Regions from separate parts of the Homo sapiens genome. Here regions 1, 2, 3 and 4 are each linked to region 5. A link is a contact called in ENCODE Hi-C or POLR2A ChIA-PET data. All regions are on one chromosome and are shown on one strand. Each heading gives the region's core, a stretch centred on a gene start or an enhancer-like site at or near the end of the contact. The rest is flanking DNA. Distances are from core to core; before and after follow the strand shown.

Evidence for each region. A loop is a pair of places that touch in the nucleus more often than their neighbours do. ChIA-PET counts read pairs that join two places held with the same protein, here RNA polymerase II (POLR2A). Pooled maps may share reads with other maps.
Region 1: a loop to region 5 is called in a map with no recorded cell type, with 9 times the contacts of the local background. The contact joins two enhancer-like sites. A Hi-C loop is called at or near these places in 4 of 37 single-sample maps with no recorded cell type and 4 of 50 pooled maps.
Region 2: a loop to region 5 is called in a map with no recorded cell type, with 18 times the contacts of the local background. The contact joins two enhancer-like sites. A Hi-C loop is called at or near these places in 28 of 37 single-sample maps with no recorded cell type and 13 of 50 pooled maps.
Region 3: a loop to region 5 is called in a pooled map, with 4 times the contacts of the local background. The contact joins the promoter of LAMTOR3 here to the enhancer-like site in region 5. A Hi-C loop is called at or near these places in 2 of 50 pooled maps.
Region 4: a loop to region 5 is called in a map of naive thymus-derived CD4-positive, alpha-beta T cell, with 6 times the contacts of the local background. The contact joins the promoter of UBE2D3-AS1 here to the enhancer-like site in region 5. A Hi-C loop is called at or near these places in 1 of 168 maps with a recorded cell type or tissue (naive thymus-derived CD4-positive, alpha-beta T cell), 9 of 37 single-sample maps with no recorded cell type and 10 of 50 pooled maps. POLR2A ChIA-PET finds 5 or more read pairs at or near these places in 1 of 52 experiments (GM12878).

What each region holds. Positions count from the first base shown.
Region 1 is chr4:102,686,046-102,688,936 of GRCh38, forward strand. All of the region lies in intron 7 of MANBA (mannosidase beta), which reads right to left. Among named protein-coding and RNA genes, the nearest start is that of MANBA, 73 kb to the right of the region's middle. RefSeq lists an enhancer at 1,665-1,714. Within about 2 kb of position 1,451, at least 6 of the 41 ENCODE cell types and tissues checked have a DNase peak (open chromatin) inside an H3K27ac peak, as active enhancers do.
Region 2 is chr4:99,846,221-99,848,920 of GRCh38, forward strand. All of the region lies in intron 3 of DAPP1 (dual adaptor of phosphotyrosine and 3-phosphoinositides 1), which reads left to right. Among named protein-coding and RNA genes, the nearest start is that of DAPP1, 31 kb to the left of the region's middle. Within about 2 kb of position 1,316, at least 6 of the 41 ENCODE cell types and tissues checked have a DNase peak (open chromatin) inside an H3K27ac peak, as active enhancers do.
Region 3 is chr4:99,892,852-99,895,775 of GRCh38, forward strand. It overlaps LAMTOR3 (late endosomal/lysosomal adaptor, MAPK and MTOR activator 3), which reads right to left and starts at 1,576. Exons shown (of 7, transcript NM_021970.4): 1 at 1,484-1,576; 2 at 1,104-1,149. The coding sequence starts at 1,112. RefSeq lists a silencer at 1,675-1,764.
Region 4 is chr4:102,826,558-102,829,378 of GRCh38, forward strand. UBE2D3-AS1 (UBE2D3 antisense RNA 1) reads left to right here and starts at 1,498. Exons shown (of 2, transcript NR_131186.1): 1 at 1,498-1,628. UBE2D3 (ubiquitin conjugating enzyme E2 D3) reads right to left here and starts at 994. Exons shown (of 8, transcript NM_181891.3): 1 at 870-994; 2 at 1-79. RefSeq lists enhancers at 423-984, 924-1,313, 985-1,546, 2,715-2,774, 2,815-2,821 and silencers at 674-723, 744-873.
Region 5 is chr4:101,018,674-101,021,449 of GRCh38, forward strand. No RefSeq gene overlaps it. Among named protein-coding and RNA genes, the nearest start is that of LINC01218, 140 kb to the left of the region's middle. Within about 2 kb of position 1,403, at least 12 of the 41 ENCODE cell types and tissues checked have a DNase peak (open chromatin) inside an H3K27ac peak, as active enhancers do; they include GM12878, where a contact is called at or near this core.

The DNA of each region.
Region 1 (2,891 bases), core at 201-2,700, 1.7 Mb after region 5:
TCTCCAAAGAGCCCTGATTGCTTTCAGCACAGAGTGGTATTCCAAATCAACATATGGGTCCTAAATCTACTCACTGCTACTAGAGAGCCACTCTTCCCAGGCGCTCTGAGAAAGGATTAGGAAATGTGTGAAAAGAACTAGGAAATGTGTGTGTGTGTGTGTGTGTCTACCCACACATACACATGCATTTACAAAGACATTTATTTCTCTGTCTACACATACTGAAAATCATAACTTCATACTATTAGCTCCAATTTGAATCCACTGTAGCTTTCCCCCCTTCTATGTTGATACCACCTTTCTCCATTCATGAAAAGGCTGGCTTCCACCACTTCAATATATTTACTTATTTGTTCAGTTGCCTATGTGAAGCCAATCTGATCCCAACTGGCCACCATTACCACCTGGTCTAAGCATAGTTTCCAATCAGACGCTTTCAGAAGAGTTGCCTATATTCACCGTCTTTACTTCCATACCTTGAGTCATTCCTCAACCCACTACAATTTGATTTCCATGCTGATCAAGGTGACCAGTAATCTCCTTGCCACCAAATCTAAAGAATCTTTCTCAATTCTTTTCTAACTTGAACTCCCTTGCAGCATTCAACACTCTGAACATTCTTTGCTTCTTAAAACACTCTTTCCCTCTGGTTTCTGTGACTCCCCACTCAAATTGGTTTTCCCTCCACCTCGTCAACCATTCCTTCTTAGATTCTTCTACTGGCTTCTCCCCAAACCCCAACCTTACTAATTATGACTGCCTGGGGTTCTGTCCTAGCTCTTTTCTCTGTGCCATCCCTGAGGTATTTCATCCGCTACCATGGCTACAATTATCTACATTCTGCTAACTTACACATCTATATCCTTAACCCACATGCAATCCCTAAGCTTAAGATCTATCTAATGAAACACCTATCAAATATTATTCCTTGGGTGTCTCTCAATCACCCCACACAAAACACATCTAACACTGAAATAATTTCCACCCAACCCCTTCCCCCAAACCTTCTCTTCTTTCTGAGTAATGTAACTCAATGAACAGAGTTGCCCTGCCTGTTCAGAGGCTGCCTGTTCAGCAGCCCAAACCAGCAGCTGAGGAACCATTCCTAACTCCTTCTTTTTTCCCACCCCCACATCATCAAGCCTGCTGAGGTTATATCCTAAATCTCTTTCAGATTTATTTCCTCAGCAGTTCTGTAGACCAACCAATCCTCATTTTTTGTCTGAATCACCACCACAGTCTTCTAACTGGTCCCCTACTCTTGCCATCCTTCCAATCTGATCTACACAATCTTTGTAAAATATGCATATAATCCTTACCCCCTCCTTAAAATCCTTCCAAGAATCCTGGCAGCACTCAGGACAGTGCTTCTTCCTTCACGTGGCTCACTAGGCCCTGCAGGACTTTGTCCTAGCTACTTTTACAACACCATCTCTTGTTCTTCAACTTCAAACTCAACCACAACTGCATTGAAATTTCTTTCACTTCTGCAAACACACAACATCCTTTCTAGTCCTTGGGCCTTCACGTTCTTTTCCCTCCGCCTCTTTGCTACATTACTTGGCCAAATTCTACTTATCCCTCAGGACACAGGCTCTGGGAATCTTCCCAGAATGCCCCTGCTCTGCACTTCCATGGCACTCTCTACATCTCTAGAGTGCTAATATATTCCAATGGCTCATTTAATGATTGAACTTCCCAATCAGATCATTAGTTCTACTAAGGTCTCAGAGAGAAACAGAAACAGTGTCTTAGTCACAGCTCTATCACCAGCACCTAGCAAAATAGCCAAAACACAGTAGGTGTGCCCTAAGTATTTACTGAATGAATCAGCCTCAAAAAATAGCAACTCTACGGCAGCCACAGCCAAAGAGCACATTTCACACACATGCATTAACTCAAGGTGTGGGGCAGTTAAACATCCTCCTTAAAGCAAACTCCTGTTGCTGCTCGATTCAAAGGCTGGCATCTTTATGTGTAATGAACAATAATACAGTCATATTAGCCTGAATGTAAAAGAATTATTTCCCTTAGAAAAAGACAGAAGTTCCTCTTCTTTCTCTGTAGTAAGTTGGAATGACTCATTATTTTTTACATTTTCATGAAAACAACACACAACAAACTCACTGTGTGAGACAGCACACATCCTCTCAGCCAAGAGGGGTACGACAAGAGTGAATGCTTTGGCCCTTAAGACGGGTCCAGGATGTTCTCCCTGTACATAACTCTGTGCATGTGTGCGTGCGCGCGCACACACACACACACACACACAAACACACATACACTCTCTTCCCCTCTCACACACACATACACACTCTTTCTCTCTCTCCCCTCCCCCCTTACACACACACACACACACACACACACACACATTCACAGTGTCTCAGAAAATACACAGCATGATTGAACAAAAGAAAAACAGAAAATGCACTCCTGAAGGACATATCTCCATCCTTAGCATGTTGTCTGGCCCACAGGAGAGGAAATACCAAATGTAAGAGGTGACACCAGCCAACTGTAAACACCGAAGCTGGTGTCTGGGAGAGGAGGAGATCTTTGAAGAGGGTTAATACCATTTCTACTAACTATATGCCATGACTCTTATAAGCCAGATCCAAGCCATCTCGTTCTTATTGTCCCTATTTTACATATTTTGAGATTAAGTAAGTAGCCTATAGCTAATAAATAACAAAGTGCAGTTCTTTCCAATTCCTAGTGCTATATCCTAAAATGGGTAAAACTGAAAAATCAGAAAACACCAGTAGAAGCACCTTATTCAGAAAAATGAAGAAGAATGTCAGAGGAAATAAATAAAAGTTAAAAATGGTTGGTTCTGGGGAGTAGGAAGTAAGAATAGGAAGTGATGGGCAAGAGGTCTTATTTTTCATATA
Region 2 (2,700 bases), core at 66-2,565, 1.2 Mb before region 5:
CCCACAATACAGCACAGTATTTCACATGCCCTAGAAGTTTCCATGGTGACTAGATTGAGGCTGAGAATAATTATGGTATAATGAGTAAACACACAAATTCTAAGTTTCAACTCCAGCCTCTGCCATTTGCCGGCTCTGTGTGTCTCCTCAGGTAAGTTAAATAATCTCTCTGAGCTTCAGTTTCATCATCTTATGAAACTGATTAGATGGTAGTAGCTCATACTTTAATGACTTATTGTGAAGATTGAATGAAATTAGGCACATAGGACATTTGGAATGATTCTTAGCATAGTATAAGTATTCAATAATTATTATTCATATTTAATAAAATGCTTTTATGGTTATTAATTCCATCAGATTCTATGCAAAAGCTGTACGTTCTTTGATAAATAATAAAGAATTAGTTTAGGGACAATTGAATTTGCATTTATCAAATGTTTGTGATGTCCTCTTCAAACTTTAATCTAGTTCCATAGTGGACTCATATAAGTGGTAGAATCAAGTGAGCACTCCAAAAATAGTGACTTGACTTGGATATTTGAACAGAATTTTCTCCTACACTGACTAACTGGTATGTCTCTCCTAGTTCAGTGCACTTCACCCTATGAGACTGGAAATTAAATATTAAAACCCCTTCACATGTAAATGAACAAGGCTTAAAGTCCATTTGCAGAGCAGGTGGCAAAGAAGGAAGGAAAAAGATCTTGAATAACCCTATTCTCTCCCACCAACCCCAAGAAATCTACTTCTCATTGGAAGGAGGGGAGAGAGGAACTCATTATGCCAGTTGCAGAGCTTATTTTCTGAACCTGAGGGCAGTAATGAAACACGGATGGACATGATCTGATTTTAATTTAATTCAACAAAATGTTTTGAGTGAAATGGCCCTGTGAGCCACTGATAACATAGAAAGATAAATCAGATATTATTCTTGCCTTCAAACACCTTACAGGCTAGCTGGGGTACCTGATGAATAAGCACTGACCTCACTGCATAAAATAAATACTCTAAACAAAAGTTTTTCTTTAGGAGTTTTGTGTACCCTGTGCTACACTCTATTTCAGATACCAAACCAATGCCTAAGAATTGAGACTGTTCTTACTCTCTTTCTGAGTTCCTGCTGGAATACAAGATAAAGGGTCCTTCAATGCAATTTCATATTATTGCATACAGTTATATATGTAACTCTTACACATAACTGTAAGTTACCATTCAGTCAAAGTAAATGGAAATGCCTGCCTTGGTCCAGCTCTGATCATCTCAAAAACATACCTCCGCTAAGCATGGCTGAAACCAGGTTTCATGTCAAAGGCAGGAAACAATAGTCACCTTTACGTAGTTCAGAAACTGAAGTGAAACTTATAGCCAAGTTTCCAAGGCCTGTGGTTACTGGTCTTCCTCATTCTTCTTGCTCTGCTACCCCTGCCTCCTGTTGCCTTTTTCTAAATCTCCCAGCTGAGTCCTGGAGTTCATTTGGTCTGAATCTCAGTAACCCAGGGTCCCTTTCTTCCCGAGCTGAGGCACTAACTTGGACCTTGGAGGCAAAGTATTAAGAGTCTGTGGTAGCGACAGTAGATAAGTTTGTTTGTTTGTTTGTTTGTTTGTTTGTTTTGAGACAGAGTCTCACTCTGTTGCCAGGCTGGAGTACAGTGGCGCCATCTCGGCTCACTGCAACCTCTGACTCCCTGGTTCAAGCGATTCTCCTGTCTCAGCCTCCCGAGTAGCTGGGATTACAGGCATGCGCCACCATGCCCGGCTAATTTTTGTATTTGTAGTAGAGACGGGGTTTCATCATGTTGGCCAGGATGGTCTTGATCTCCTGACCTCATGATCCGCCCCCTCGGCCTCCAAAAGTGCTGGGATTACAGGCATGAGCCACCGCGCCCGGCTGATAAGTTTCTTTTGATTGGAAATGACAGAAACCAGCTCTGGCTAGCTGGGTTTTTTTGGTCTTGTTTTTGATTTTGTTTTTAAGTGAGTAGGGTACAAGAACAGGGAACAGGAGCAGAATTTTTTTTTTTTTTTGTGATGGGGTCTCACTCTGTTGCCCAGGCTGGAGTGCAGTGGCACGATCTCGGCTCACTGCAACCTCCGCCTCCCGGGTTAAAGGGATTCTCCTGCTTCAGCCTCCCAAGTAGCTGGGACTACAGACGCATGCCACCACGCCTGGCTAATTTTTGTATTTTTTTTAGTAAAGACGGGGTTTCACCGTGTTAGCCAGGATGGTCTCCATCTCCTGACCTTGTGATCCGTATGCCTCGGCCTCCCAAAGTGCTGGGATTACAGGCATGGGCCACCGCGCCCTGCCCAGGAGCAGAATTTTTTAAAAGGATATTAACAATATACCCTCCCAGAATTTAAGGGCAAGTTGAACAACCAAGAGACAACAAGGAATCTGCTTAGTAATCATGGCAAGTCTGAGGCTTTCAGTCAATTGATGTGTCTGTCTTGATTCATCTCTGATCGTCTCAGAAGTGTACCTCCGCTCAGCCTTTCTGAAACCAGGTTTCATGTCAAAGGCAGGAAACAATAGTCTACTTCATGTAGTTCAGAAATTGAGTTGGTGGACCTTCTCTCTAGAGAAGCAATTAAGTGGATCCCCAAGAAGTGAATCCAATTAGTGTGACCAGGTCAGGTATTCGAGGGCCGGGCCAGGTCTGGAGGTATAACATGGTTATAGGGAACCTATCTCTGTATACT
Region 3 (2,924 bases), core at 326-2,825, 1.1 Mb before region 5:
GTATTTTTAGAAAAGACAACGTTTTACCATGTTGGCCAGGCTGGTCTCGAACTCCTGACCTCAGGTGATCCACCCGCCTTGGCCTCCCAAAGTGCTGGGATTACAGACGTGAGCCACCGCGCCCAGCCCAGTGTTACAGAATATAAAATAAATGACAATGTGTGTCAAGTGTTTAACACGAAACACAGTTAAGACTAAAGAAGTAGAAGACTATTTTATTTTTCTAAGCTGGGGCTCACTGCAACTTCCAACTTCTGGGCTCAAGCAATCGTCTCGCCTCACTTCCAGCATAGCTGTGACTACAGAGGTATCAATGCGCCTGGCTGATTTTTAAATTTCTTTTTGTAGAACGGGGTCTTGCTATGTTGCCCAGGCTGATCTTGAACTCCCGGCCTCAAGTGATCCTTCCATCTCGGCCTCCCAAAGTGCTGAGATTACAGACTAAGCAACCGCATTGGCCAGAAGACTATCTTATTTTGTCTCATTACACTCTCTTATCCCAGGAATTTCACTGACAATTTAGGTATCAATTTTGACCTCACATGGATTAATCAGGTATCTCTTGTTTTGAGCATCCAGCACTTACTATTCTCCAAACCCGACTGATCATTTTATCCTCCTACACACACACACACACACGTTACCATGTTTCTAAAGAGGCATGGGTTAGAAATCATCGTAAATTGCTACAATAAACCAAATGAGATATTGTTATCACTTACTGGAAAAAAGTATTGTGGGTACATGTCCTACTGACCAAATTCTGACAGGAAAAGCAGCAAACCATCATTCAGAATTTCAAATGGTAAATATACAGAGCCTCTCTTATGCCCCAGCTGGACTGGGGAGTAGGGAGAACCTAATTTTCTCAGTCTCAAGCACCTTAGTGTCCTACACCCCCATTCGAGGCAGAAACTCAGGATCCTGCAAATTCATTCATATTAGTCTCCCACTTCAGATATCAGAGAAAATAATTAACTGGGATGGGTGGGGCTGGGAGGATCAAAACAAATTTCTGTTTGGGAAGTTCTACCTCTCCCCGCTCAGTATGCCCCTCAAAATTCCCCACTCTCCCCTTCCTCTTATGTAGGGGTGTCACTCACATCCGCCATGATGAACCCCCTTCTCTCGCAGGATCAATCTCCACGCCTGGAAGAGAAACTCCCGGTGACTCTTCCCTCTTTGGCTTCCTCGTCCTCCCCACCCACAACTTAATACGCGAGATCAGCCCTGGTCAGAACCAGGTAAAACCCCCGCGGTTCTAGGGCTTGGCCCAGCGAGCCCAGTGGGAGTCGGAGTGCCCCAGCACCCCCACAGGTACTCAGCTGGCACACCTTACCTCAGCCCACCCCATCCCTGCCCCTCCACCCCAAAGAGCTAGGCCCAAAGAAAAGAAGAGAGGGTCCTCTCCTTCTGTTTAATCTCACCACCCGCGCCACCTGCGGGACTAGGCCTCAAAACCAGGCAAAGTAGCGCCAGTTACCTGGGGTTTCTGGGCTGCCTGGTTCTCTCCGCTGTCACTTCAGGGACAGCTTTAAAGACAGGTTCCTCCTCAAGCCACCGTCACATGATTCATGACCTCGTCTGCGCTCCAGGAAGCACTTTCTAAGCCGCCGTCGCCCTACGATACGGGATTTCCGGAGGGGCCCGGCGGAAGCTGCGAGGGCGCGTCCGGCGGCCGCGCCCCTCCCCTCCCCCCCGCCCCGCACGCGCCCCGCCCCTCCCCCGCCCACCGCGGGCCGCGTCTTGCGCCTGCGCCTTGTGTCACGGGCCGAAGGAAGTCAGCTGTGGGGTAGATTTGTACGAGATCGCTGGACCCTAAGGAACCCAGAAAATGCAAGCAAGGTTATGTGTTACAAGACATTCTTGTGCAGAGAGGGTGTATAAATGTCATTAGTTTTGCAGGGTCTGTTATCTTAAAACCTTTTCTTGTAGATGAAGAAATTTGAGGGGATGGTGTGATGAGCTGAAGAGCAAGCACCAGATTGCCTGTGATTGGAAGTACCAGGTCCACAGGTTTCTGACCTGTTTCCTAGGCTCTTGTGACTTCCCCATGGGTGCTCTTTACTGAAGGCCTTACCTAGATTGAATGGGGAGGAGCCATGGGTTTTCTGGAGCACTTCAAGCGTCTACTTTTAACATGCAGACACTGATTACGGGCACCTTCTATGTTCCCTTTTACATCAGAATTTTTAAAAATTAGTAAGGTCTCATGTAATAAATAATAATTGAAAAAAATAAAAGGCTTTCCGGGTGCGGTGGCTGACGCCTGTAGTCGCAGCACTTTGGGAGTCCGAGGCGGGACGATCCTTTGAGCCCAGGAGTTCCACAGCAGCCTGGCAAGATAGGACCCCATCTCTACAAATAATAATAATAATTAAGAATTATCCGAACGTGGCGTGCACCAGGTACTCGGGAGGCTGAGGCAGGAGGATCCCTTGAGCCCAGGGTTTGAGGCTGCATCGAGTGGTGATCGCCCCACTGAACTCCAGCTTGTGTGACAGAGCGAGACCCTCAAAAGAAAAGCTTCTTTAGAAATCGCATCCTCTTTCAGCTACCACACTGTTTTTCCTCTACTCCCTTTCATAGCCAAATTTTCAGAAAACTTTAGCCTGGTTTTCAATTGCTGCTTCCATATGTCACAAATCTAATCAGAGTTCTGTTGATTCTACCTCCTATCTTTGAAAACTATTCACCTATCTATATTCCTACCCTACTCCAAGCCATGATCATCTCTCTTTTGACAACAACCTCCTATTCTTCTTACATTCTCTTTTGCCCTCCAGTCTCCACACAGCAACAAAAATGATGTTCTAAAGACCCAAATCACATCATTTAACTCCTTCCTTGAAAATCAAGTTTATTGACTTAGGATAAAGTTCAATATCAGCATCATGGTTTATATATCATTCTTATGGGGATCT
Region 4 (2,821 bases), core at 248-2,747, 1.8 Mb after region 5:
GTCCGGCCAAAACTCTTGATTATCCCGGCGGCGGGGCAGGATTGTCTCGTCTCACACCAGCTCTGCCAGACACAGGCGCCTTTTGCAAAAACGGAGCAGATCAGCACTCGCACAGGCCCCGAAGAGCCCCTGATGAATCCAGGTCCCTTAAGACAGCCGCGATCCGGGGTGGGTGGGGTGGCGTGGCAAAGCCACCAACAGCCTCTGTACCGTGCTTTCGGCCCGAAGTGGGGGCGAGGGTGACGGGAAGAGCGGAGGTGGTGGCTACAAGTTTAACTTCCCGGCCTCTAGAAAGGAAGAGACCCGGGTGGGAGAGGAAGAGGCGTAGGAGAAAGGGGTGGGTGCGGGGCAGGGTCCGGAGCCCAGCAGAGGAGGAGCCGGGGCCTAGTCGGCGCTATACCGGCGTCACTAGGGCAAAGAAAGGCAAGGGGGGAGGGGGAAGCATAAGACTCCGGACGGACGCCGGGCTGCTTTCGGTTTCTGTCCAAAGGTGCGGCCGGGAAAAGGAAGGAAATAAAGGAAGGGAGACTTGATGTGTATTGCTATCCTCGCAGCGAGCTATTCTGTGTCACCCCTGACGCCACCGTACACTCACTCCGCCTTCCAGCGCGCTCCCGCGCGCGCCCGCCCAGCCACCTCCACCACGCGCCCGCGCTGTCCCTGAGGCTCCGGCTTAGGCGCGAGGACGCGCCCATTCCCCCTCCTCCTCCAGCAGGAGAGGCCGCGGCTTCCCCAACCTTCCCACCCTAACCCACCGCACCCAATAGGCTGGCCGCTCAAGCCGCCCAGGTCCCGCACTGCCCCTCTTACCCGGCCGGCCACTGGGCCGGCCTCCCTTCCCTGCCCTAGCCGTCCACACCCACGCGTACAGAGGGGCCGGGGCCTCCCTCAAGCTGCGGCCTCGGCCTCCTCCCCGCGCGGCAGCTGGTGCCTCCCCGGCCCTACGGGGCTCACGCGCACGACACAGCCACAAGATGTCCGCTCTGACGGAACTACTGCCAGCTGCCACGCTCCGCCCCTCCCCCTCCTCCTGCCTCTTCACCGCCGCGGATCAGTCCGCCAACGCCGCCGTCCCGAGCACAAGACCGATGTGAGGCCGAAGCCAGACGGCTTGCTTCCCACGTCCGGGGCCGAGTGAATACGTGTCAAGCCCTTTTCCTTCTTCTCGGAACAGCACCTTCTTACTAAACAGATCGGAGATTGGACCAGGAGGGCGGGGGAGGGAGGAGGATCATGAGCTGGGGGGAGGGTGAACGAGTGGCGGAAACCCTTAGGCTCAGAGAAGCATCGAGAACCGGAAGGAGACCATGGGAGGAAGGTAAAGGAAGCAGCCGCTGCGCGATCCAGCCCCACGCCCCTCCCCACAGCGTCCCCCAGTTTCCTCACTTGGTATCGAGGAGACGACTCTCGCGAGAACTTCGTGGCTGGCTAACCGAAGCGGTAGCTCTGCAATGACTTAAGAGCAGTTTTGTGCGCTTTTCCTGACGGGGTTCCGCCTCCAAAATGCATAAGTTCTCGCGAGACGCAGTAAGGCACCGGCTCGAACTGGGGCGGGCCACTGCCAGGAAAGCAACGCCCCTGAATGCTTATGCCGGTGGTTGGTAGAGGAAATGGAATTCCCCAGACTGGTAAGAGCGCGCGCAGACACAGCCTTGTCTCACGCGCCCAATCAGGAGCGTGTGGTGGGAGGTGCCAAGGATTAATTACCAGATACCTTTAGTCTAGCTCGGGCCGGGATTTTGAGGTTTCCGGTGGAGCAGGTGAGCAGTATTTACTCGCCTGCCCTCCTGGGCTGGTTATGCTGTGGGAGGAGGCGCCCCTCGAGATGGGAATAGTAGTTTTAAATAGACCCAGGTTGGCCGCTCATCAGCGCTCCCACGTGCTGAAGTCTAGTGCACGTCTGACCCTAAGGGAGCAATACTGAGAACAGCAGGGAGCAGGCTGAGTCAAGCTCAATTGAGTGGATGGGGCTAGGACAGAGAGAGTTAGGGGCAGGGTTTTCACTGGTCTCCGTAATCAGTCGCTGCCGTCCGCCAAGGTGTAGATGTGGGAACAAGCTTAAATTCTCAAACTTTAGCTTCTGTTGCTGTGTTTCAGTTCTTGAGCCAGAAAGTGTTGAGACTAATTAGTTAATTAGGTAGAGTTTAGAGTCAGAAAAACAATACAATACTTCCTGAAATATCCAAGTTGGGAGGTGGGATTTACCTCAGTAGGATTGGCCTGTTTTAGTCAAGGGTTTAAAGTATGGAGACGGCAGTTATGCTCTCTAGTGTATCCTTCAGGCAAAAGAAAGACCTTAATTTTTATGAGGAATTTAAAAGTGGGTAAGCACTGACCAGCTTAAGGTTTTTTAACATTCCTTAATGACCCCAGTTACCGAAGTGGAGATCTTCAATTACTTGGAAAAATAAACTTGTTTTAAAAATACACTTAATTTGAAAACTGTTGCAGAAAGTTTTACCTAATAAAAACTTAACACGTCAACAATGATGAATATAAGTAGTCTAATGTATACTGTTCAAGTGACCATGTAGTGTCACTAGTGAAGCAGTGCTTCTCAAACTAGTGTCCATAGGAACCACCTGGGGTTTTGTTGAAAATGCGACTTTGATTTGGTAGGGCAGTGGTGGAGCCTGAGAGCCTACATTTCTAACTAGCTCCCAGGTGATACAGATTTTTCTCGTCTGAACCACCCCGTGAGTAGCAAAGCACTGAAGTGCTTACCTCATGGCCTAACTGCTCATGAGGCTCACCTCAGTAACACCTCTGGCCCCTCCCTCCTCCCTGAATAATCTGTGTTCTCTCTCATAGCTAGCCAGAT
Region 5 (2,776 bases), core at 153-2,652:
AATTAGCCAGGCGTGGTAGCGGGCGCCTGTAGTCCCAGCTACTCGGGAGGCTGAGGCAGGAGAATGGTGTGAACCCGGGAGCGGAGGTTGCAGTGAGCCGAGATCACGCCACTGCACTCCAGCCTGGGAGACAGAGTGAGACTCCATCTCAAAAAAAAAAAAAAAAAAAGAAAAAGAAAAAGAAAGAAATATATCATAAGTATTATTCTTTTGTCCTCCCCATCTAGATTTACTATGCCTCTGTCAAGGTAGTGGTTACATTACTGTGGTAAGCAATGAATTCAGTTTCGTCTTATTTATAGGCTACTTTGGTAGTATTTTCCAGTAGTGAAACAGTGTTGCATGAGGAAGTGATGCCAGGAGCTGTGACCATCCTTGCAACCACAAGGACGGAAGCCAATAGAAGAATAGTGTGAGAAGGATAGAAACAGCCTCAGTCCTTAGTGATGCTGTTGAGCCACCAAACTAACCTTGGGTCCTCGAAGTCGCAGATGTCCTTGTCTGGGAATTGTAAATGTCTCTGTGGTTTGAACCCAGTTAGGTATTTTGTTACTTGCAGCCGAAATACCTCCTGATACAAACACTGATTTGGCTCCATCTTAGCTTCTCATTCTCATCACTTTTTGTGCCCCACCCCTCCTTTGCTTTCACCAAGTGGTCAACATATCACTATTTTTCTGGATCTTTTCCTCTGCTCTCACTTTTTCCTCTCACACTGGAGCCCCCTCTATGCCTGCCCCCTCTGCAGCCTCTCCAGCTTTCCTCTAGGTAGGAAGATTCCAACCAAGTCAGCTTTGCCTAGGTTTTTCTGACTACACCTACCTTCTCAGCCGCCCACCACACTCACAGGTGCTCACACACGCATACACAATCTTCACCTACGGAATATCTGAAGCACTCATTTGACTCTGCATGCTGCTGAATACAACAATAACTGAAGTTTACTGAGTGCCTACTTTCTGCCAGGCACCATGCCTACTACTTTATTTGCATCATCCCTTTTGAAACCCGTGAAAAGCTTATGAACTAATTACTGTCATTGCCTTCATATCACCAGGGAGAAAATGAGATTTAAAGAAGCTTAGTTTCTCAAGTTCACACAGACATCTAATAAGTATCAGAGCTATAAAAATTCCAACCCAGGCCTAACTGTAGGCCAGGACTGGTGTCAAGAACCCTATACAGAAGTGAGTACATGTGGCACACACATTGATTTATTTTCACTGCCACTGCATATTGTGAGAGACTAGATTTTTGTCTTGAATTTCACTGTACTCCTTTCTCTGCCACAGGCCTAGTAGAAATAGCTACACAATAATGCACCCAGTTGATCAGGTGGTAGTCCTCTCCCCAAGCACTCTCACATTCTCCAGCTGTGGCCTTCCCTTCTCTATAAACACAGCTATCTTTATTAGTCTGTGACTAGCCCTGTCAGAAACATATGAGTTAAATTTTACTAAGATGTTAATAGCTGACAAAGGTTGGTGGTTTCCTTCTCTGATTTGTATCTTAAAAAAAAAAAAAAAAGATTTTTAGAGAAGGTGTTTTGAACTCAAAGGAATGACTCATGGTAAAACTTCCGGAAGGTAAACAGTGTTGAATATATATTCAAAAGGCATTTTGTGAGCAAATTCTGGCAAGCTGATGGTGATAATGGGTGTGGTTGTTATGGTAAGGTAGGGTGGTGTGAAATAAGCAATCTTTTCAATATGAAAGCATTCCATTCTCTTCAAGGCACAGGCAACTTTTTTCATTGATTCTTCACCAGGAATCTCCAGATACTCCACCACCACTTATCTCCTTTTTCTGGGTGAAGTCTAATACACTAAAACAACAACAACAACAACAAAACCACCGCTTTCTTCTCATAACCTTTTCAGTTGTGAATGTTGTATTACATACTTAAATAATTCCCACATTTTTGTGTAAATTCATATCCATTAAACAACTATAAATGAAAATTAAATTAATCATACATAATCTTGTGTAACAGCCGTGTTAAGCAGTAAAATATTTGCCTGTGCTAGAAAATCTGTAGAAATAAAAATATAGAACTGAAATTTAAGTTAGCTTTAGAAATAAATTGGACTAGGTTTCTCAAACTTGTCTGATCCACAAGAATTTTGGTGGATGCTTATTAAAATGTAGGCTCCACTCCAGACCTTTGGGGACCAGGAAATTCTTACGAGAAAGAACAGGTAACATTGAACTGGGGTAAGTGTTTCAGCTGCTCTTCAATAATGGTTTGCCATTTGGAATCTGGGAGTGCCCACACCATAAGGTCATGCCAAAAAATATTTTATTTCTCCTTCCCTACCTCCCCTTCTTCCAAGAAACACTATGCCAGGCAGTGTTTCATCCTAAGAATGCAAAGATAGCAACAATGCTCACTGCAGTGCCAGACAGACAATAAACAATTACATGCAGTGGATTAAGTGTCAAAACGGAGGTAGTACAGGATACTGTGTGCTTAGAGAGGAGGAAATGACTCATTCCAGTATTTAAGACACATCTGAAATCTGCACATAGAAGATGCATGAATACAGACCCAGAGAATTGAGGAAGCCTGGTGTCTTCCGAACATTGTGAGAAGTCCACTATGGCCGAAGCTCAGGGTCAAGTTTGGGGTAGATGAGATTGGCAGGAATCAGATCGTGAATACACTTACATGCCACCTTGTAAGACTCTCTGCAGGACAGTCCTGCAGACAACCTGGAGTTGTTGAGAAGCCTAAATGTTTCCAGCAATTGGTATAAAAAGATTTGAAAATATAACA